2 separate regions of the Homo sapiens genome follow, and region 2 is linked to region 1. A link is a contact called in ENCODE Hi-C data. All regions are on one chromosome and are shown on one strand. The core of a region is the stretch at or near the end of the contact, and the rest is flanking DNA. Distances in the headings are between cores, read along the strand shown.

Evidence for each region. Hi-C counts contacts between places; a loop is a spot of excess contacts on that map. Pooled maps may share reads with other maps.
Region 2: a pooled map shows a loop between it and region 1 (7-fold over the local background). The contact joins the promoter of SMG1 here to the promoter of EEF2K in region 1. A Hi-C loop is called at or near these places in 3 of 168 maps with a recorded cell type or tissue (CD14-positive monocyte, CD8-positive, alpha-beta T cell and ascending aorta) and 11 of 50 pooled maps.

The regions. Positions count from the first base shown.
Region 1 is chr16:22,203,064-22,208,530 of GRCh38, forward strand. EEF2K (eukaryotic elongation factor 2 kinase) reads left to right here and starts at 3,215. Exons shown (of 18, transcript NM_013302.5): 1 at 3,215-3,616. RefSeq lists silencers at 2,986-3,285, 3,446-3,715.
Region 2 is chr16:18,924,538-18,929,783 of GRCh38, forward strand. It overlaps SMG1 (SMG1 nonsense mediated mRNA decay associated PI3K related kinase), which reads right to left and starts at 1,871. Exons shown (of 63, transcript NM_015092.5): 1 at 1,413-1,871. The coding sequence starts at 1,504. It overlaps SMG1-DT (SMG1 divergent transcript), which reads left to right and starts at 1,650. Exons shown (of 2, transcript XR_001752094.2): 1 at 1,650-1,737. RefSeq lists silencers at 1,093-1,682, 1,713-2,052 and enhancers at 1,738-2,350, 2,351-2,964.

The DNA.
Region 1 (5,467 bases), core at 1,965-4,464:
ATTTGGATTGTTTTCACCTTTTGCCTATTATGAATAATATTCCCATGAACATTTTGTATAAGTTTTTGTGTGGACATATGTTTTCATTTCTGCTAGGATTTGAATTGCTGGGTTATACGGTAACTTCATGTTTAATTTTTTTTAAGAATTGCCAAACTGCTTTCCATTCCTACCAGCAGTGTATGAGGGTTCTAGTTTCTCCACATCCTTGCCAACACTTGCTATTATCTGAGATTTTGATTATAGTCATGCTAGTGGGTAGTGGGTGTGTTTTGACTTGCTTTTTTTGGTCACCCACGCTGGAGTGCAGTGGTGCAATCATAGCTCACGGCAGCCTCCAACTCCTGGGCTCAAGCTATCCTCCCACCTCAGCCTGTCGAGTAGCTGGGACTACAGGCACACATCACCGAGCCTGGCTAATTTTTCTATTTTGTTTTTTTGTAGAGATGAGGGTCTTGTTATGTTGCCTTTGCTGATCTGGAGCTCTTGGGCTCACACCATCATCCCACCTTGGCCTCCCAAAGTGCTAGGATTACAGGCATGAGCCACCATGCCTGGCCTTGCATTTTCTTAGTGGCTAATGACGTTGAGCACCTTTTCATGTCCTTATTGGCCATTTGTATATCTTCTTTGGAGAAATGTCTATTCCAATCTTTGGCCCATGTTTAAATTGGAGTATTTATCTTTTATTATTGAGTTGTAACAATTCTTTATATATTCTAGCTGCAAATCCCTTATCAGATATGATTTGCAAATATTTTTTCCCCATTCTCTGATTGTCTTTTCACTTTCTTTTTTGTTTGTGGTTTGTTTTTGTTATTGTATTTTGAGAGAAGGTCTTACTCTGTCCCTCAGGCTAGAGTGTAGTGGCGGGATCTTGGCTCACTGCAAACTCTGCCTCCCAGGTCCAAGTGTTCTTCCCACCTCAGCCTCCTGAGTAGCTGGGACCATAGATGCAAGCCACCACATCTGGCTAATTTTTGTATTTTTTTATAAAGATGAGGTTTCGCTATGTTGCCCAGGCTGGTCTCAAATTCCTGAGCTCCAGCAATCTGCCTGCCTCCCAAAGTATTGTGATCACAGGCATGAGCCACTGAGCCTGGCCTTTTTCATTTATTTATTTAATTTTTACAGACAGGGTCTCACTCTGTTGCCCAGGCTGAAGTGCACTGCATGATCATAGCTCACTGCAGTTTCAAACTGCTGGGCCCAAGGGATCCTCCTGCCTCAGCCTCCTGAGTATCTGAGACTACAGGCACACACCACCATACCTGGGTTTTTTTTTTTTTTAATGTTTTATTTTAGAGACAGGGGTCTTGCTATGTTGCCCAGGATGGTTTTGAACTCCTGGCCCCATTGATCCTCCTGCCTTGGCCTCCCAAAGCTCTGACATTACATGTGTGAGCCACCTTGCCCGGCCTTGAGTAATTTTATTTTACCGCAGTAGACATCTCCTTGAAGGCAAATGTTTCCCCCAATTCCTAGCACCATATTTGGCACACAATAGGAGCTTAATAAAATTTGCCATAAGAATTAATGCTCAGAAACTCTACTATTACATCCTATCTGCTCAACTCCCTGGAAAAGAGACATTCTCTTTTTATGGTTACTATAAAAGGCCCAGATTAGTATTTCACTGGCCTAACTTGGATCACATGCTCATCCCTGAACCAATCAATGAGGCTGAAGGGATGAAATATGCTAATTGGCCAGGTCTGGTCATGTGTCCATTTTTGGAGCCAGGGGAGTGGGGAGGGCTATTTTCCTGAACTGAAATAGGGTGAACTGGTTCCCTGAAGACTAACCAAGACGCTAATGCAAAGAAGGACACTCCTGCTGGGCAGACAAAAATGACAGAGGCTCAGAGAAGTAAAATAACTTGCCCAAGGGCCATAGAGCTTTAAGCAGTAGCGTCTTTTTTTTTTTTCCAATCTTGCTTTGGGCTTGGACAGACTAGTTCAGCATCTTTGATCTTCCCTTCCTGCCTGACGGCCCCAGGGTCAGAATTCCAGGTGCAATTTTGTCTTGCCAAAAGCTGGAGTTTACTCTCTTTGGGGTTTATAAATAAGGAAAAAAGTTCTTTGGAGAGCCTGAACTTTGAAATCAGAGAAGTCTGGATTTACTGCTGGCTCTGCCTTTTCTAGCTGCCTCACCTGGGGCATGTCATTATCTCTATAAGCCTCAGTTTTGTTCTTTTTTCTTTTTTATTTTTTTGTTTTTGTTTTTTTGCGACGGAGTCTCATTCCTTCACCCAGGCTGGAGTGTAGTGGCGCGATCTCGGCTCACTGCAACCTCTGCCTCCAGGGTTCAAGCGATTCTCGTGCCTCAGCCTCCAGAGTAGCTGGGACTACAGGCGCGCCCGGCTGCTTTTTTGTATTTTTACTAAAGACAGGGTTTTACCGTTTTGGCCAGGCTGGTCTCGAACTCCTGACCTCAGGTGATCTGCCGGCCTCGGCCTCCCAAAGTGCTGGGAAGATGGAATGAGAGAAATCCCTCAAAACATGTCATTGTTACTACTTTTCTATCTAGAATGTGTGAAATTTCTAAAATTTCACTAACAAAGTATCTGGAAGGACCTAATATTAAAGTGTTCACAGTAGCTATTAGTTTTAATTCGTTTTCTTTTTTATACCTTAGCCACTCTACCACTCATGCCACAGGTATTTATTAAGCATCTACTGTGTGCCACCCAGGCCCTGTGTCAAGAGTTAGGAATAACTAAAGGAGATACTAATTTTAAAACTACACAAATAATTGCAATCGTCATACGTGCCTGTTTTTACAAAGCAGAAATCAGGAAAAACAAAGTATTTCCGATAAAAAATATTTTAAGGTTATGGATAGAGATACATACAAACAAGCGATGGGCTTGGATCACTAATGATTTTGGAAAGGACAGGAATACAGGAACTAAGCGAGAAGCAGGCGAGAATGGCGAGGCGCGGCGGGAGAGGACGGAAGTTGGTCACTCCCTCGAATTGCCCCCTCGCTGCCGGATGCTAGGCCAGCCTTGAGCAGGAGAACCGGACACTGTGTACTCAGCAGGGGGAGCCAAGACTTAGCGCTAACCATTGCACCTGGGGCTGGGAGCCAGCGCCGGAGCCAGGAGGCCCGCTAGGCGGCTGCAGGCGCTGTGATGGCCACCTGGGGGCGGCCACGTGAGCGCCACGCCGTGCGCCCGCCAGGCCAGCCCCGCCCCTGCCCGCCCGCTTCTGCTCAACCTAGACCAGCCCCAGCTTCAGCCTCAGCTCCCCTCCTTCCTGGATCGAGCGCCCGCACTCCCGGCCCTGCAGCCACCCGAGTCCCGCTCGCTGTCGCCTGCACGCGAGTCCCCCCTGGCACGCGCTCCCACATCCCGGGATCGTCCCAACGGCCCCTGCGCCCTTCCTGGGATCACTCCGACTGCCCCGCGCGCCCTGGGATCGGTCCATCTACCCCGCGTGGCCCCAGCTGCTTGCCCGGAGCGCCAGCTAGCGCTCCCCGCTCTCCGCTCCCCGGCACTCTCGGGGGGCCCGCCCGCCCTGCACCCTGGAGCTCCGGGCCGCGAGCCTCTGCCAACTCCTCTGGACCCTCGCGGCCGTGGGCAGCGGCTGCCGCGCCTGTCTGCCCGAGGGAGGTAGGTGTGGACCGCGGCCGGCAAGGCTGTGGGGGGCTGGGAGCCCGCGCTGCAGGCCTGTGCGCCCGGGTGCAGCTGGCGTCTGGAGCGTGCTGGGTCTGGGCTTGGGAATGGGGCCGGAGAAGGCATGGAAGGAGAGTGTGGGGGCGCTTCTCCTCTGGTTGTTAAACTCTCTGGGGCTAAGTGCTTGCTTTGGAGAAATGGGGAAGTTGTGCGGATTAAAGGCGATGTGGATATGGAAAGCAATTGGCAAGCAATGGGCGGTGATCTGGCTGCAAGTGACAGAGAGTTTGGGGGCCTCCCCCCTCGGGGCCCCTAGAGTGTGGGCGCATCGCTGCCTTCCTGTCCCCTGCAGGGCTCAGAGCCGCATCCCCCACCTTTCCCCTGAACTAGAGGCCTGCGTCAGCCCGAATTCCCGGAACCTCCAGGACTGTATAGACGCGCCCTTGCTGCATTGTTGGCTGCGGGAGTTTGTTGGCAGGCGCTGCTGACATGTGTGCCAAGGGGCTGGGCATTAATAAGCCGGTGGCCGCGCGGGGGTGGGGGCCTCCCGGGTAAGCCCCGGCCTAGATCCTTTTGCGCGCGCCTGGGGGATTTCGGGGAACCAGCCCAGCTGCGCCCTGAGTGTGACAGATGGGCCGCATGGGGAAGTGAGATCTGCCCAGGGGGACGGTCCCAGGGAGCCCGACCTCTGGGACCTCGGTGGTGGGTGCTTCTTCAGCCAGGAAAGCAGGAAACACTAGGGCTGGAGTCCTGGGTTGGAATTCTAGCTCATTTATGCTCTCTGGCCCTCGGTTTTCTCATCGGTAAAATGGGTACAGTATTAGTATCTACCACTTAGTATCCTTGGAAAGAGTAGATGAGTATGTATATGTCAGGTGCTTGGAACAGTGCCTGGCACACAGTGTCATAGTCTATGGCCCCGGGAGACATCTGATGGCCAAGAGCCCTGTGGTTGAGGGCCCTGGACAGGCTGTGAAGTCACAGCGAATTGAGTCACGTAGTCTATCCTAATGTTTTTAGCGAGGAGGAAACCGAGGGTCAGAGTGATCCCCAGGCCCACAGAAGCTCCCTAAGAGGAAGCCAGTCACATAAACAGATTCTAAAAAGCGAGATGGAGTAAATGGGAATACAGAGCAAGCAGGTGGGAGCTGAGAATGCCCACTGTGTGTGTAAAGGGGAGAGGGTTATGGGGGAAGGCTTCCTGTAGCAAGTGCTGTTTAAGCTGAGCTGGGGAAGAGGCAGGTGGAAGGAGGTAGAGTTCAGAGATGGCGTATGCAGGTGTCTTCCTTCTGTGTGGCCTCCACAGCACCCGATGTTCATTCCTTTGTTCAGCTATTAATTCAACAACTACAGTAAAACCTCTCAAGGACATGAATTTCAGTGTAACATGGCTGGGATTGGCGTCCGCCCTCCTCTCAGCCCCCATTCTCAAAGAAGGGGGTGGGGTCCGAAGTTCTTATCCTCTGCAGGGAATGGGGAGGCCAGAAGACAGAACTGAAGTGGTCACAGTTTACACATAATCATCGGTGTACATTCCAAGAGCTACCGGTGTTTTGGGCCAGGGGCGTGGTGGCTCAGGCCTTTAATCTCAGTACTTTGGGAGACTGAGGAAGGTGGATCACTTGAGGTCAGGAGTTTGAGACCAGCCTGGCCAACATAGGGAGCCCCCATCTCTACTAAAAATACAAAAATTAGCTGGGCATGTTGGCATGAGCCTGTAATCCCAGCTACTCGGGAGGCTGAGGCAGGAGAATCGAGAATCGTTTGAACCCAGGAGGTATAGTTTGCAGGGAGCTGAGATTGCACCACTGCACTCTAGACTGGGCAACAAAGCGAGACTCTGTCTCA
Region 2 (5,246 bases), core at 621-3,120, 3.3 Mb before region 1:
CAATAAAAAGGCAAAACTAAGCATGTCAATCATAGAAAAAAATACTTAATCAACTAATTTTATTTAAAGCACTCACAAACTCTTAAGTGGTACAAGACAAGTCAACGCTGTTTATCGAACAATATTTTTTTTTTTACGACTAAACATCTCAATTCTAGACTCAGGCACTAATTATTAAAGTCATCTAGTTATATACACCAATTCTCAACAGACACAGTATTTGGAAAGGCATATTAAATAGACTAAGATGTGTACCACCTATTAGCCAAAGATAATTTTATTGATTTTTCTAACGAGTCTTCAAATGTTACATTCTAACATCTTAGCAAATTATTTCCAAATACTGCTGGAATTACATGTAACTATCAGGAAACAAAAGGGCTTCCCAACAACTTGCGCGTTCTACATTATTTGGCCAGTTTCTGGACAATTATAACAATTGTGCTCCAAAGTAGGAGAGTTCCATGAATCAATTACCCCTAAAATATATTTCTGTATATTTAAGGAGTTCTAAGCATTGGGTTAAATTCCAAACAGACTCTGAATACAAGCATTTATTAAGAGAGATTAGAATAAATCAGTCCTAAATTAGGCACAGCTGCCCTCCCATTGATCAAAAAGACAGGAAACTACATTTATTTAAAAAGTTAATGTTCCTAATATATTCAAATCTCACTAAGCCCCAAAACGGTCTGAGATCAAATCCTCCATAAATGAGGAAATTCTCTAGACTTCTAAGTGGGTGCCCAAAGAGTTCACTCAAGTGTCCAGGTATGAATTACGATTCACCAGAGTAACCGGCCTTGCACTTAGGGAAAACTTCCATCGCCCAAGACCAGCGTGGGTCGATCCCATCAACAGTCACACAATCTCATCTCATGCTCCACTAATGAATGTTCTGCCTAGAGTCAGAGCAATGCCTTAGCTGGAGTTTTGTTTTGTTTTTTTCAATATTAACACGTGGGGGTCACAGAAAGGAACAGAGGTTAGAAGAGCTCTCACGTGGCGGCTGAAAGAGTGGGGAACCGAGAAAGTGAATGAGTAACAGGGAGGGTCCTGGACTCTCAGCATCTCCCAACTCGGGGTCAGGGGGAGGCTGTAACTGGAATGCCCCCCACCCCCACCCCCGCCTCTTTCTCACCTCCTGGTCCCGACCCCAGGCCAGTGCCACCGCCGGGAGCCCCGGGTCTCGGCTCCAGCCCCGGGCTGAACAAGCAGGGAGGGGAGGCACTTAGGCCTCGCCTCCCCGCGGCCTTCCTCCCCCAGCCGGGGCGGAGGAGACCCAGGAAGCCGCGCCCGGCTCCGAGGGGTGGAGGGCCTAGGCCGCGCCTCCCAGCCCCGCGGCCCTAGGCCTCGGCCCGCCCGAGGCGGAGCCCGGGAGGTCGGGGCGGGGTCCCGGGCCGGTCACCCACCTGGGTTGCCAGTCATTCCAGCTCCGCGGATACTTGGTGCCGCCGCCGCCGCCGCCGCTGCTCAGCCGAGACCCCGGGGCTCTGCGGCTCATTACCTTCCCCGACACGACATGGCCAAGCGCCGCCGCCCAAAGAAGCGCGAGTCGCCGCCCGAACCGGCCGCCGCCGACACCCCGCTCCGGCCCGGGGCTGAGGAGGAAGCCGAGAAGGAGGAGGAGGAGGAGGAGGAGGAGAAGGAGGAGGCGGCGGAGGGCGGGGGAAGAGGACGGCCGTTCCGGGTTCCGCCTGAGCCCGCAGCGCAGGACGAGGAGGCGGGAGCGGCGCGGTGAGAGAGAGGCGGATGAAGGGGAGGCGACGTCTTTTCCAGGGCCGTGCGCGGCCCACGTCGCCGGGGCCCCGGAGGACGAGGACGACGAGGAGCAGGCGGTGGCGGCAGCTCCTCACGCTCACACGGCCACTGCTTCCCCGCCTCCCGGCTCCGCCCGCCGCGCCGCCGCTGTCGCACGGCATGCTGGGAGCGAGGGGCGGGGTTGGCGCCCGCCGGGCCTGGGGAGAGAGGCGGGTCCTGTCGGCGGGGCGGAGCCGAGAGAGGCGGGGTCGATAGCAGGCCGCCCCGCCCCCCACGTCCCCAGGCCCTTGGGCGGCGAAGAGGTCTGGGCGTAGCGGTGACGAATCCTAAGACAGGGGATCTCCACTACTGCGGCCACACACTTTTCTCCCAAACGCTTCCCGGAAAGCACCGGAGGGCCGGGCAGTCAGGTGTAAACAGGCGTCCAATCAAGGACCTGCGGTGTGGGTGGGGGCTGGTGCCCTGCGGTGCGCGCGCACACAGGCGTGCCCTTGGATTCACGTGCGCCAGTTTTCCCACTTTCTACGGGGTGGGGTGGAAAGTGAAAATAGTAAGATCGAGAGGTGGATATCCACCTTCCCAACCTCCACCTGAAATGTGCCCATCGAGTCCTGGCACCTTTTACCATTTCTTCACAATGAAAAAAACTAAACGATGGAAGGGAAGGGAGTACCCACGATCACCAAACCCTGTCCTCTGCAATGTGAAATGTGCTTTGAAGTCCTTTCACCCTGAGGCTTGCCCGCCTTCTGCTGGTGAAAGAAGCTGGGGGCTAGGCGCGGTGGATCACGCCTGTAATCCCAGCACTTTCGGAGGCCGAGGTGGGCGGATCGTCTGAGGTGAGGAGTTCCCGACCAGCCTAGCCAACATGGAGAAACCCCGCCTCTACTAAAAATACAAAAATTAGCCGGGCATGGTGGAGGGCGCCTGTAATCCCAGCTACTTGGGAGGCTGAGGCAGGGGAATCGCTTGAACCCAGCAGGCCGAGGTTGCAGTGAGCCGAGATCAGACCATTGCAGTCCAGCCTGGACAACAAGAGTGAAACTCTGTCTCAAAAAAATAAAAGAGAGAGAGAAAGGAGGGAGGGAAGAAAAAGGAAGGAAGGAAGGGAGGAAGGAAGGAAAGGAAAGGAAAGGAAAGGAAAAAAGAAAAGAAAGAGAGAAGGCCGGGCGTGGTGGATCACGTCTGTAATCCCAGCACTTTGGGAGGCCGAGGCGGGCGGATCACGAGGTCAGGAGATCGAGACCATCCTGGCTAACACGGTGAAACCCCGTCTCTACTAAAAATACAAAAAATTAGCCGGGCGTGGTGGCGGGTGCCTGTAGTCCCAGCTACTCCTGAGGCTGAGGCAGGAGAATGGCGTGAACCCGGGAAGCGGAGCTCACAGTGAGCAGAGATGGCTCCACTGCACTCCAGCGTGGGCGACAGAGCAAGACTCTGTCTCAAAAAGAAAAAAAAAACAAAGCAGCAGCTGGGTAGAGGAGACGTACCCGACCGTCTACCCCATGACGTGTCCCATGCCCCAGGGAAAAAAGTTCCCTAAAGCATCTGATGCATAACGTGAATGCACACACGTTTTTTAAAAGTTGGGCCAGGATGCTCCTTAAACGAGTGTCTAAACCGTATCTGCATAAGGAGTCATAACCTATCATTTTATGTTGCAAAGAAAACGTCTTTATATATCGCTTGTGCAAATAAATATTGTTACCAAAAGTACTTGAAGATTACGAGGAGTTGACCCCTTCACACACATGCATATCCCCTCCACCTTGGGCTCCTTGCTTATGGCCACCAATCCCTCACTAAGGGAGGATCCTGCCAGTTCTAAATGATGGGGACTACAAAAATTACAAAAATTAGCTGGCGTGGTAGCGCGTGCCTGTGGTCCCAGGAACTCAGGAGGGTGAGGCAGGAGGATGACTTGAGTCCAGCGGGTGGAGGCTGCAGTGACCTATGATCCCGCCACTGCACTCCAGCCTGGGCTGCGGAGGGTAGGGAGGGAGGGAGGGAGGAGAAGAAAAAGAAAAGGAGGGGCACCATGGATGGCTGACTCCTGTAATCCCAGCACTTTGGGAGGCCGAGGTGGGTGGATCATTTGAGGTCAGGAGACCAGCCTGACAAACATGGTGAAACCCCATCTCTACAAAAAAATACAAAAATTAGCCAGGCATGGTGGCGCACGCCTGTAGTCCCAGCTATTCGGGGAAGCTGAGGCATGAGGATTGCTTGAACCCGGGAGCCAGAGGTTGCAGTGAGCCGAGATCATGCCACTGAACTCCAGCCTGGGTGACAGAGCAAGACTGTCTCCAAAAAAAAAAAAATCATTTAGGTGAAGTGATTCATGCCTGTAATTCCAGTGATGGGAGGCTGAGACTGGAAGATCCTTGAGCCTGGGAGTTATAGGCCAGCCTGAGCAACATAGTGAGACCCCCATCTCTACAAAAATTATTAAAATTTTTTTTCAGACACAGTTTCACTCTTGTGGCCCAGGCTGGAGTGCAATGGTGCGATCTCAGCTCACTGCAACCTCTGCCTTCCAGGTTCAAGCGAGTCTCCTGCCTTAGCCTCCCAAGTAGCTAAGATTACAGGCACATGCCACCATGCCCGGCTAATTTTGTGTAAAAATTTAAAATTTTTTTACATTAGACAAGTTAGAAATTGCTTGAGCAACTGGACACAATCTCTGGTACTACCTTTCTTTTTCTTTTTAATTTTTTTATTTTATTTTTATTATTTTTTGAGATGGAGTCTCATTCTGTTGCCCAGGCTAGAGTGCAGTGGCACAGTCTCGGCTCACTGCAAGCTCTGCCTCCCGGGTTCAAGCCATTCTCCCGCCTCAGCCTCCCGAGTAGCTGGGATTACAGGCGCCCGCCACCAAGCCCGGCTAATTTTGTTTTTTATATTTTTAGTGGAGACGGGGTTTCACCGTGTTAGGCAGGATGGTCTCAATCTCCTGACCTCGTGATCCGCCCGCCTCGGCCTCCCAAAGTGATGGGATTACAGGCGTGAGCCACCGCGCCTGGCCCTCTTTTTCTTTATTGGTCAAAATATTATCCATCTAGGCATATGGATATGGAGGCATGCCTGTGATCCCAATTACTTGGGAGGCTGAGGTGGGAGAATCGCTTGAGCCCACGAGTTTCAGGCTGTGGTGAGCCATAATGGTGCCGCTGCACTCCAGCCTGGGCAACAGGATGAGACCATTTCTTAAGGGGACGGAAAAAATCACTCTGGCTGTGGCAGATTTCCTTAGGATAGATTCCGAGAAGTGGAGTTATTGGGGAAAAGGCTGTTAATGATTTTAAGTCTTTGGATACAGACTGTTAAGTTGCTTTCCAGAAGTTTCTGCCAATGATAGTCTGATACTTTCTGTGTCCTCACACCACCCTTTGTCAACACTGAGTGTTTTTGAGGGTTAATTATTTCTATGAGAGAAGTTAAAAAAAAAAAGACAACAGAGAAATTGCTTCAGGTGGGGCATGGTG